2 separate regions of the Homo sapiens genome follow, and region 2 is linked to region 1. The links are chromatin loops, found by intact Hi-C in ENCODE. Cell type or tissue: heart right ventricle. All regions are shown on one strand. Each heading gives the region's core, and the rest is flanking DNA. Links, peaks and the distances in the headings are about the cores only.

Evidence for each region. Hi-C counts contacts between places; a loop is a spot of excess contacts. Peaks named below come from ENCODE experiments on the same cell type or tissue, not always from the same donor. Only the 100,000 strongest peaks of a DNase experiment are listed, where the experiment ranks them.
Region 2: it touches region 1 in a loop (3-fold over the local background); 26 of 110 quality-filtered maps call a loop at or near these places.

Annotation. Positions count from the first base shown.
Region 1 is chr3:15,554,419-15,559,978 of GRCh38, forward strand. No RefSeq gene overlaps it. Among named protein-coding and RNA genes, the nearest start is that of COLQ, 35 kb to the left of the region's middle. In heart right ventricle, for the core only: CTCF peaks have their summits at 3,221 (motif pointing left) and 3,421; a DNase peak (open chromatin) is centred at 3,383; H3K27ac peaks cover 585 bases.
Region 2 is chr3:15,116,210-15,121,769 of GRCh38, forward strand. No RefSeq gene overlaps it. Among named protein-coding and RNA genes, the nearest start is that of RBSN, 20 kb to the left of the region's middle. In heart right ventricle, for the core only: a CTCF peak has its summit at 2,604 (motif pointing right); no DNase peak of the experiment used is centred there; H3K4me3 peaks cover 500 bases; H3K27me3 peaks cover 1,528 bases.

The DNA of each region.
Region 1 (5,560 bases), core at 272-5,271:
CGAGACTGGCCTGACCAACATGGTGAAACCTCGTCTGTACTAAAAATACAAAAATTAGCTGGGTGTGGTTGCAGGCACCTGTAATCTCAGCTACTAGGGAGGCTGAGGCAGGAGAATCACTTGAACCCAGGAGGAGGAGGTTGCAGTGAGCCGAGATTGCGCCATTGTACTCCAGCCTGGGCAACAGAGGGAAACTCTGTCTCAAAATAAACAAATAAAATAACCATAAAAATTCTGAAACGCAAGAGTAATGTAGGGTGGTGTGGAGAGGGGATGGATGGAGTGGCTGATGGAGGGTAGGGAGCCAGGGATGGCACTACGAACCATTAAATGGTTTGATGAATGTAGTGGATATAAATCTCAGTCCACAACAGTGTGAAAGAAATATTTATTTTCAGTAATTCTATCTAATTTTAATTTTGACCTTCATTTTGCCAGGGTGGAAATAAAACTTCAGTCATTTTAGGGCCTCACGATCACCAGCCCCCCATCCCCAGCATTGCTCTAAGAACCGCTGGGCTTACTTAATACCCAGGCATCAGGGTGGACCTCTGATCCTTGGTAGTTCATCCATTCACCCTGCATCCTTGTTTAAAATTGTCTGCTATAGCTTTTGTGATATAAACCCTTCCTGGATTACTTCCTTCCCAAAACAAGATGGTGAGGGAGATGGGAATTTAGCTCACCGTGAACACTGAGTTTGTGACAGGGGTGCACCCCAGGTGCGGCAGGAACATTCAGAGAAAGGAAGGCTTCATGGAAGAGTGGACTGTTGAGCTGGGCCTTGAAGCATATAGCCAACTCCACACGGCAAAAATGGGTGGGTGTGTACAGAGCATCACAGCAGAAACAGCACAAGCAAAGCTGGGGCTGAGGTGAAACCAGGTCTGACTTCTTGAGTCTAACTTGACTGTGCAATGGGGAGGCAATTCCTGCAAATATGGAGGGACGAGGGAAGTGAGCCTTGGGAGTGAACTACATGGCTGTAGATTAGCCACTCCACAGAGCAGGCTCCAGCAACCACTGCATAGAAGGAAAATCATGGATCTTGCCATCTCTGCAGGTATTTCTAGGCCCTGAATCAAAATTTAAAGTGGTTCCTTCAAACTTTGAAACAGGAGATCCAGGAGTTTCTATGTGTTCCTTTCATAGCTCCCTAAATGGAAGAGTGACCATACAACCTGGATGTGCCATGGGTTCACTGGCCAGCTAGCGCCTCTTCTAAAAGAGAGGGCCCTGGAAGGGAGGGAAGATTCAAGATAATCTAGCAAAAGCCAGAGGCAATCCTGCCAGTCAGATCAGAATCCAAGGCATACACTTTTATCTCCATCTCTTCCCAGAGTAAAGTTTATAGGATTGTCAATTTCTTCTTTCCACATTATTCCATTTATTCAGATTAGCAGCAGCAAATGCAACCAGAAAACACCAGATAATTTACACTTCATCTGTATTTTACTCTCTGTAATAGTCAGTAGTCAGTTTTCTTGGGGTTTCTCAGTCATAATTCCCATCTGGAATGTAACTGGTTTCCTACTTTCTTTCTTCTTTTTTTTTTTTTTTTTTTTTTTTGAGGCAGAGTCTCACTCTGTCACCCAGGCTGGAGTGCAATGGCTTGGCTCACTGCAAGCTCCGCCTCCTGGGTTCACGCCATTCTCCTGCCTCAGCCTCCCAAGTAGCTGGGACTACAGGCGCCCGCCACTACGCCCGGCTAATTTTTTGTATTTTTAGTAGAGACGGGGTTCCACCGTGTTAGTCAGGATGGTCTCGATCTCCTGACCTTGTGATCCGCCCGCCTCGGCCTCCCAAAGTGTTGGGATTACAGGCGTGAGCCACCGCGCCCAGCCTGGTTTCCTACTTTCTTAAAACAGTCATATGATGTTCTACTGTAATCACTTTACATTTGCATTATTTCAGAGTCATGGGCTGCTTCTTCATTGGCATGCACTGCTTCCCCACTGCCTAACTGTCTTGAAAATAAAGGAACAAAAACAATTTGGGATTAAATATAATTTTCCATTTCATTTTCTTTTTCCTTCAGTGTCCAAAAGTCCTACCATTTTCTTGCAATGGATTTGAGACTTTTTTTCCCTATGGCACATACACTCACTTCACAAAATAAGCTGAGCTACTTCAAAGTAGCATGTATGAAATAACTGTAGAACATCTCCACTGAGCTATTGTTAACCATCATGAGTTCCCATTTAACACGTAGTTAGTGAACTCTTAAAGAGTACTATGGCTATATAGAGAAGTGAAAATACACAACCCCTGATCTCCAGGAAATGTCTAATTTACTTGAAGTAAGACCCAGTCACTTGAGAAAAGGGAAACCACTATGTCTACTTTCACATTCACCGCTAAGCAGGGATTCCAAGTGGTGTTCTCTTCTCTAAATTCTCACCTTCCTAAAATGCAGTGGCACTTATTGAGTGCCTTTTATATGCCAGGCATTGGGCTAGGAGCTTCTGGGTGGCTTTCTGAATCCCCAAATAACCCCATGAAATATGAAAGATTTCTGGAAAGACTATTAGTAGAGAAAGTAACCTAAGAAACCATTTCACTTTGGGAGGTTGAAGTGGGAGGACAGCTTGAGCCCAGGAGTTTGAGACCAGCCTCGGCAACAGTGTGAGACCCATCTCTACAAAAAACTTTAAAAATTAGCCAGTTGTGGTGGCATGTACCTGTAGTCCTAGCTACTTGGGAGGGTGAGGTGGGAGAAGTATTTGAGCCCGGGAGTTCGAGGCTGCAGTAAGCTATGACTGTGCCACTGTACTCCAGCCTGGGCAACATAAGAATACGCTGTCTCAAAATAATGATAATAATAATAAAACTCATTTCCCATTCATCTCCTCAACCCTGGATTCTGGGTTTTTCTAAATTAAGAAAACTGCCATAATCTTTCGAAGCTCAGTTTTTATGAGGCAATTGGATATTATTAACACATATAATAGGATCACATAAGAAATTCATTATTAAACTAGGGGCTACAAAATATTCTATCAAATATCTATCAACCAATAGATTCATTTTAGAGGGGTATTTTCAATATTTTATCCTTCTAAGGAAAATCTTCTATGAGGAGATTAATTTCAAGATCATTTTTACTAAATAAGCAGTCAATGGACTCTGTCAATTAGTGCCCCTGGACTAATGTGGTCTTTATACACTTAGACTGACCTCTGCTGGACAGTCTAATAACCTGTCAGCATTTTTTTTTTCTCTGAGAGTATGATTAGGAAAGGGGCATTTTCCCCAAATTTTATCTAGTATTTAGTAACAAATTTACACAGTTCAACTTACAAATATTAATCAAGCCCTCTACACCACCTAATGGCAAAATCTTATATTGCATTCGGCTGCCAGAGGTGTGTCCGGAGGCAGAGTGGGAGGAGACTGATGAGGTTACATGAACTATCCAGTCTGAATGCTCCTTTTCATAGTCTCTTCCTCCTGTGCAGGACATAAGAATACCTGAGAAATGAGGCTGCTTCCACGAGCCTGTCAGGGGCCAAGTCACAGTATCTTCTGGGTTCACCCCTAAAACTGAAGTCTACCACTTCATGGTGGTCACTTGTGCCTAAACTAGCCAGTGTAGACAAGTCTGATATGGGTGGTGCAAACAAGCTGAATTTTGATATAAAGTCCTATGCTTCAATTTATGTAAAACTGCAGATAAAAAACACGAATGACCCTGAAAATAAGTGATGCTTTTCCATTTCAAATATTCTTTTAAAATAGTGCCTGCTTCTGATAATAAAAATTACATAATTATTTTTAAAATTCTATAAAGGAAAAAATTAAATAAAAATTGCCTACAATTCCATCTACCAAGTTGTATTACAATTTTAGTTTATTTTGTGCCCATCTCTGTTCTGTAAGCAAGCAGGTATGCATGATTATGGTTATTTCCTTACTTCACTCCATTTCATTTTGTAGCTTGCCCTTTTCACACGTTGTATTGTGATTATTTTTCAATTAATAAATAATACAATTTTTATTTTATGATGATAGACCATCACTTATGTAACCAATGTCCTACTATTAAACATTGGAATTGTTCCTAAATAAAACTACGCTACATGGCCTTTTATATAAATATTTGACCAAATATTTTATTATTTCTTCAGGATATATTCCCAAATAAGCTCAATGGGGCCTGGCACAGTGGCTCATGCCTATATTCCCAGCACTCTGGGAGGCAGAGGCAAGAGGATAGCGTGAGCCCACGAGTTTGGGACCAACCTAGGCAACATAGTGAGACCCTGTCTCTACAAAAATAAAATAAAAGAGTAGCCAGGCATGGTGGTATGCGCTTGTAGTCCTAGCAACTCGGGAGACTGAGATGGAGAGATCACTTGAGTCCAAGGACGTCAAAGATGCAGTGAGCCGTGATCATGTCATTGCACTCTAGCCTGAGCAACAGAGCAAGACCCTGTCTTGAAAAAAAAAAAAAAAAAGCTCACGGGGTCAAAACTTACGCGGTATGAACATTTTTAAGACTCCAAATACCTGCAATGCTAGAATTACTCTACAGAAATGTACCAACTTCAACTTCCATCAGCAGCATAGGAGTCTCCATTTTCACTTCCACTTCACCAAAATTCAGATTAATTTAGAAAGTTCTTTGCCAAGTGGATAGGCCAGGAAAAAAAAAGGGATTTTCAGTATAACTTACATATTCATATTCATGCTTTTACTGAGCATTTATATTTTTTCTGTGAATTGTACATTCACGCCCTTTGCCCATTTTTCTACTGGCACCTTAATATTTTTCTTATATATAAGAGTTCTTTATATTTTTATTTTTTTATTTTTGAAAGGGAGTCACACTAAGTCTGTTGCCCAGGCTCAAGAACAGTGGCGGGATCTCGGCTCATTGCAACCTCTGCCTCCCAGGTTCAAGCGATTCTCGAGCCTCAGCTTCCTGAGTAACTGGGATTACAGGAGTGTGCCACCATGCCCAGCTAACTTTTTTATTTTTAGTAGAGACAGGGTTTCACCATGTTGGCCAGGCTAGTCTTGAACTCCTGATCTCAAGTGATCCACCCGCCTCAGCCTCCCAAAGTGCTGGGATTACAGGTGTGAGCCACTGTCCCTAGTCTGAGTTCTTTATAGATTAAGGTTAACTCTGTTGGTCTAAATGTGGTATGCTTGAACTTAGGTCGCTAGTCCAAATATATCCTGAAATTATTAGTTTGGGTGTGATGTGACTTTGCCTTTGGCTCAGTAAATTCCTTCCAGGAAAAAAAAAAAACAACCTCATAAAATATAGGACCAGCCCCATTAAATACTGGTGACACTTAGGTACTGAGTGGTCAAAAAATAAAATAGGAAGCAGAAAGAGCCTATGTATCTCAACTAACTGAACATGTCTCTACATTAGACAATTCTTACAGCTTTTTTCTTCAATTTTTAAAAGACAGGTAACTGCCTTAGTCTGTTTAGTGTTGCTATAAAGGAATATTTACTAAAGCTAAGTAACTTGTTTTAAAAAGAGGTTTATTTAGCTCACAGTTCTGATAGCTGGAAGGTTCAAGACTGGGCATCTGATGAGGGCTCA
Region 2 (5,560 bases), core at 208-5,207, 440 kb before region 1:
ACAATAAGCATTTACTTTTCTTAGTTCACAGATCAGCTGGGCAGTTCTTCTGGCCTTGGCTGGGCTTTCTCGTGCATCTGAGATTGGCTGTGGACTGAGGGCAGGGGCAGCCCTGCGGGTCTTAGCAAAGCTCTCTCACCTATTCTGGGGCTGACTGGTCTAGAATGGCCTGAACCAGGATAAATGAGTTCTCCTCCATGTGCTCTGTCAACTGCCAGCAGGCTGGCCCAGGCTTATTCACAAAAAGATAACAAGCAGAAGCACAAGAGGTCACTTGAGGCCTAAGCTCATACTGTCACATTATCACTTCTGCTGCATTCCAGCCTTTTACTGGCAACTCCCAAGTCCAGCCTAGATTCAAGGAGAAATAGACCCACCTCTTTCTGGAAGGAACTAAAAGAGGCAGAGGGTTTGCTAGGCTGCCATGACAATGTACCACAGACTGGGTGGCTTAAACAGCAGACATTTATTTCCTCACACTTCTGGAGGCTGAAAGTCCAAGATCAACGTGTTAGCAGGGTAGGTTTCTTCCAAGGCCTCTCTCCTTGGCGGTCTTTGCCTTGTGTCTTTACGTGTTTTTCCCTCTGTGTGTGTGTGTCCTAATTCCCTCTTCCTATAAGGATCAGGGCCCTCCCTAATGACTTTGTTTTAACTTAATCACCTGTTTAAAGACCCTGTCTCCAAATACAGTCACATTCTGAGGTACTGAGGGTTATGGCTTCACCATAGGAATGGGGGGTGGGGCACGACTCAGCCCATGATAGAGACTGGGCCATTTTTGTGCTCAGTATACCACCAATACCTAGCTCTATTCTAACTAAAATGATAACCCTGCAAGGTGGCTGTTAGTCACCAATTTACACATCAGGAAGCTGATGTTTGGAGAGTGTAAGGGACTTGTGGGGCCAGGATGGAAGCCTTGGTCCTCCTGACTGACAGGCTTTCACATTCTCTTTTCCCCACACTAGTGTGTAGCAGGAGCAGGCCCTAGGCTGGACATGGGTCATCTGGAAAGCTAGTTGTTCCTCTGGCACAAGCTGATAGGAGGAACAGGGCAGGAGCCAGCCACGTGGTGCCTCCAGGGTCCTCTTCCCCGCTGGACCCTGCCTCATGGCAAAGCAGACACAGAGAACACCCAGTTCTCCTTCCCTTTCCCTGAAAGCATGCTGTCATTTCTCAGAAGTGTGACCCTTGAGTTCGAGACCCTAGGCGCACTTCACAGAGCCTTGGGCTGAGTGCCATTCATGGTCAGTTCCAGACACAGGTTTCTAGCACTGATGGTGTCTTTCCCTCATTCTAATCAGACTGTGTTCTATTTATGGCAGAAGCTGTGCCACTTTTCTGCCACCCTACCTATGCACCTGCCATTCCTCTGCCTAGTGTGCCCTTCCCTCTTCTCCTATCTCCTCTGAGCCTGACAAATTCCCATTTCAAAGGGTCTGCTCTGCTCTAACCCTCCCAGACAGAGATGACACTTCATCCCTTGTGAGTCCTCAATTACATATATATATGTCCCAGGTCTGTCACCCCAATTAGACTGTGGGCTTCTCCAAGGACGGAGCCCTGTTTTAGTCATCCATGCATCAACCACATCCCAGCTGTGAGAACTTGAGTAAGTTATTTGCCTTCTCTGTGTATCAGTTTCCTCACCTACAAAATGGTAATAATAAGAACCTTCCTCTTATTGCATAAGGATTAAAAGAGTTAATAGGTGCAAAGCACATAGAACAGCGCTTGGCACTCAATAAATGTGTGAGCTATTAGTATTTTCTGTTCTTCTTTTTTTTTTTTTTTGGTTTATTTTTTGAGACAAAGTCTCTGTCACCCAGGCTGTAGCAGTGGTGCAATCATGGCTCACTGCAGCCTCGACCTCCTGGGCTCAAACGATCCCACCTCAGCCTTAGAGTAGTTGGGACCACAGGCGTGCACCATCATGCCCAGCTAAATTTTTTTCTAATTTTATTTTTTGTAGAGACGGTGTATCCTTATGTTGCCCAGGCTGATCACCAACTCCTAGGCCTAGGCAATCCACCCATCAGCCTCCCAAAGTGCTGGGATTATAGGCATGAGCTACCGCACCCAGCCTATTATTTTCTTCATTACTTTCTAGAGTGCTGCATAGGACCTTATAAATGTGAGCTATTACGCTTTTTGTTATTATCCCTCAGTGCCCTGCACGGGGTTGGGCCCAGGAATTATTTGCTGAATGAATTAATTACTGTGCTATGAATGACCTTCACCTTCATGAGCAGAAGACCATGTGTGGGGACCGTAAGACTTCAATCAGGGATAAAACAGGAATATCACCAAGTGCATTAGACATTTTAATAAGAGCCTTCTCCGCGCCCCCGTGGTGTCTGGCCGCTGTCTTCCGCTCCTATTTTTGTTTGGGCCTGGGTGGCACTTTGAGGATCAGAATTTGGGGCATCGTCTTCTGCCTGCGTCCTGAGCCTATGCTCCCAGCCGCCTGCTTTAAATAGCCTCTTCCTGTTCACTGTTCTTACTCAGCCTGGAGCAACCAACCTTTCCGGCACGTTGAGACCCCGAGTCCGGGAGCAAATCCCACCTGAGCGCGAGCGCGCGGCTCCTCCCGCCAGCAGGGGGCGCCCGACACTTGCCTTCCCCCACGAGAGGCCCGGGGCGCTCCGGGTGGAACTTGAAAGAATTCTGGGCCGGGCGCGGTGGTTCACGCCTGTAGTCCCAGCACTTTGGGAGGCCGAGGCGGGCGGATCACGAGGTCGGGAAATCGAGACCATCCCGGCTAACACGGTGAAACCCCGTCTCTACTAAAAATACAAAAAATTAGCCGGGCGCGGTGACGGGCGCCTGTAGTCCCAGCTACTCGGAAGGCTGAGGCGAGAGAATGGCGTGAACCCGGGAAGCGGAGCTTGCAGTGAGCCGAGATCGCGCCGCTGCACTCCAGCCTGGGCAACACAGCGAGACTCCGTCTCAAAAAAAAAAAAAAAAAAAATTAACCCCATTCGAGGCAGGTGTGAAATGATGGGTTGGAGGCACTAGTCTGTTTTCTTTAATAGGCTTTTAAATAAACACTGCATCGTTAAAGCTTAAACCTATGGACCGCTCAGAATCACTCTGTGCAGAACCAGGGGCCAACCTACCACAGCTGTGGCAGAGGGGGGCCACCCAGCAAAGGACCGTGCAGTCGGGGAATAAAAGCTGCCATCCAGGGTTGCGCATAAAGGGAGGTGAGGGATCTCTCCCAGGTCAAGAACGGCCCGGATCTGCTATAAATGCTTAGAGAAGCTCTAGCAGAACACTCGAGAAACTCGTCAAAGTAGCTACCTCTGGATCTTCTGGATTTTTTTACTTTAAAAAATAAGTCTCTCTTTATCTGTCTTTTTTAACAGACAGGACCTCACTCTGTTGCCTAGGCTGTAGTGCAGTGGTGTGATTATAGCTCACTGCAGCCTCAAACTTTCTGGGCTCAAGCAATCTGCCCACCCCTGCCCCTCGAGTAGCTGGGACTATGGGCATTTGCCACCACACTCGGGTAATATTTTAATTTTTTGTCGAGATAGGGTCTCACTCACTGTGTTGCTCAGGTTGGTCTCCAACTCCTGCCTTCAAGTGATCCTCCCAACCTCAGCTTCCTAAAGCACTAGGACTACAGGCTGAGCCACTACACCAAGCCAAAATAAGTCATTTCTAAAATTTGTCATGGGATTAGAGAAAATTAAATTAAATTAAAATATAAAAATAAGTAAGTCTTTAAAAAAAAAGAAACAAGAATAAGTTAACAGAAGGAGGTGTTCAAGTGGAGACACCAGTGCCACAGCTCTGACTTTGGCTAAGAGTACCCAGCCCTGTGCAGACTGGAGAGGTGCAGAATTGGGGGTGGGGCACCTGGGGTTCTGGTTACCTAAGACCATCTGACCTCTGCATGGGATACTTAGGCTTTCACAGGGCTCATCCAGGGGAGTTCCTGCAAACTATCATGCCCCTTTCTCGGAGTTCCAGCCCTGCCAGGGGCTTTCTGAAGACTTGTTGGCTGTCATCCCATTCCTAGGTGCCTCGTCCTGCAAGAGAACCAGGCTGAGCCTGCCCAGGGCAAGCAGGAGGCGAGGAAGGGCCCAGTCTCTGTAGAGTTGGAGAAGGCAGCCTGCGGGCTCCTCTGCAGTGAGCTCACAGGGCCTGGGAGCCCAGAGGGCAGAGCAAGGATCCACAGGGATGTCAGGGGGCAGTCAGAGGGTGCCAGGTCTCAGCTCAGAGAGAAAAACACTTTCTTCCCGGCAGAGCTGTGCTGGTTAGAACAGCTGTGCTGTGTCTGAGGGAATGAGGTCCCCATCCCTGGAGGCAGGCAAGCATGGACTGAGGAAATGTCGGGTGAGGGAGGTTAGGGAGAATTTTCCTACCTGCACTGACCTTTAGGCCTCTTTGAGTGCTGAGCTTTTGTGATCCAATTCCCTGACACAAGCCCTTCCTCCTCCTCGTTTGCTGGTGGGCAAAATGTGAGGGAAGGTGAAAGACGCCCTTTGCCTCCACGCCAGCTCCTTGCCTCCCAAAGAAGACCCTAGATGGACTGGGAGCACTGCCGTGTAATGATTAGGGAGATCCTCAGGGTCGTCTGACATCAAAGTGTTGTTTGGTGCAAGAACTTGGTCTTTCAAAAGTACTTTCGGGAGCAGCTGGGTGGAAAAAAAAAGCAACTTTAGGAACTTGTGGGAACACTTGCTACCTCCAACCAGTGCCTCTCAGAGCAAATGTGGGGCCTCCGTCTGTTCAATGGCTCTTAGTTGGGTCTCCTGCACGCCTTGAGCCTCCAGGATATAAAAACTGCAATGAATTTAGTTCAATTCAAAATAAGTTTAAATTTTAAGTTTTGTGATAGGTAATAACAATTGTATGGTTTCAATTCAAAAGGTGGGTAGGTGAGGTCATTTAGCCAAAAGTGAGTCTCACTTTCATACTTCTCCAGGCCAGCAGGCCCTCTCCAGGGCAACCACCAATGCTTGGCATCCTCCCAGAATTCATCTGTAAACGTGCAAACAAATACATACCTCTCTCATGAAATGTGTTTTGAGCACCTGCTAAGTATAGGGGTGAGGGGTGAGGGAGCCCAGACTAGGGAGTCAGCCAGCCTAGGTTCACACACCAGTTGGTAATATTTGGCTGTGCCTGCTGGCTAAGAGCAAACGATTACTTCCTGGGGACAGGCACTGCTCTGTGATCTTGCAGTGTGCTCTCTCATTCAATTCTCATCATGTGCTAGTTGGAGGCCTTTGCAAAACAGACACCAATGTGGGATCAGACGTGCAAGAGATTTATTGGGGAAAATACCTGTGAAGGAAAATGGGGAAGGAACTACTTGAAGGTGGCCAGGTTTAGCAAACAAAAATACAGGACATCCAGTTAAATTTGAATGTCAGATAAACAATGAATACATTTTACTATAACTACGTCCCATGCCATATGTCCCATGCATACTCATATTTAAAAGTATTCATCGATAATCTGGCATTCTAATTTGACTGAGCATTCTATATTTTGTCTGGAGGCAACTGGGAGAGTCATCAGACCATGAAGCAGGTCCGACCTCTGT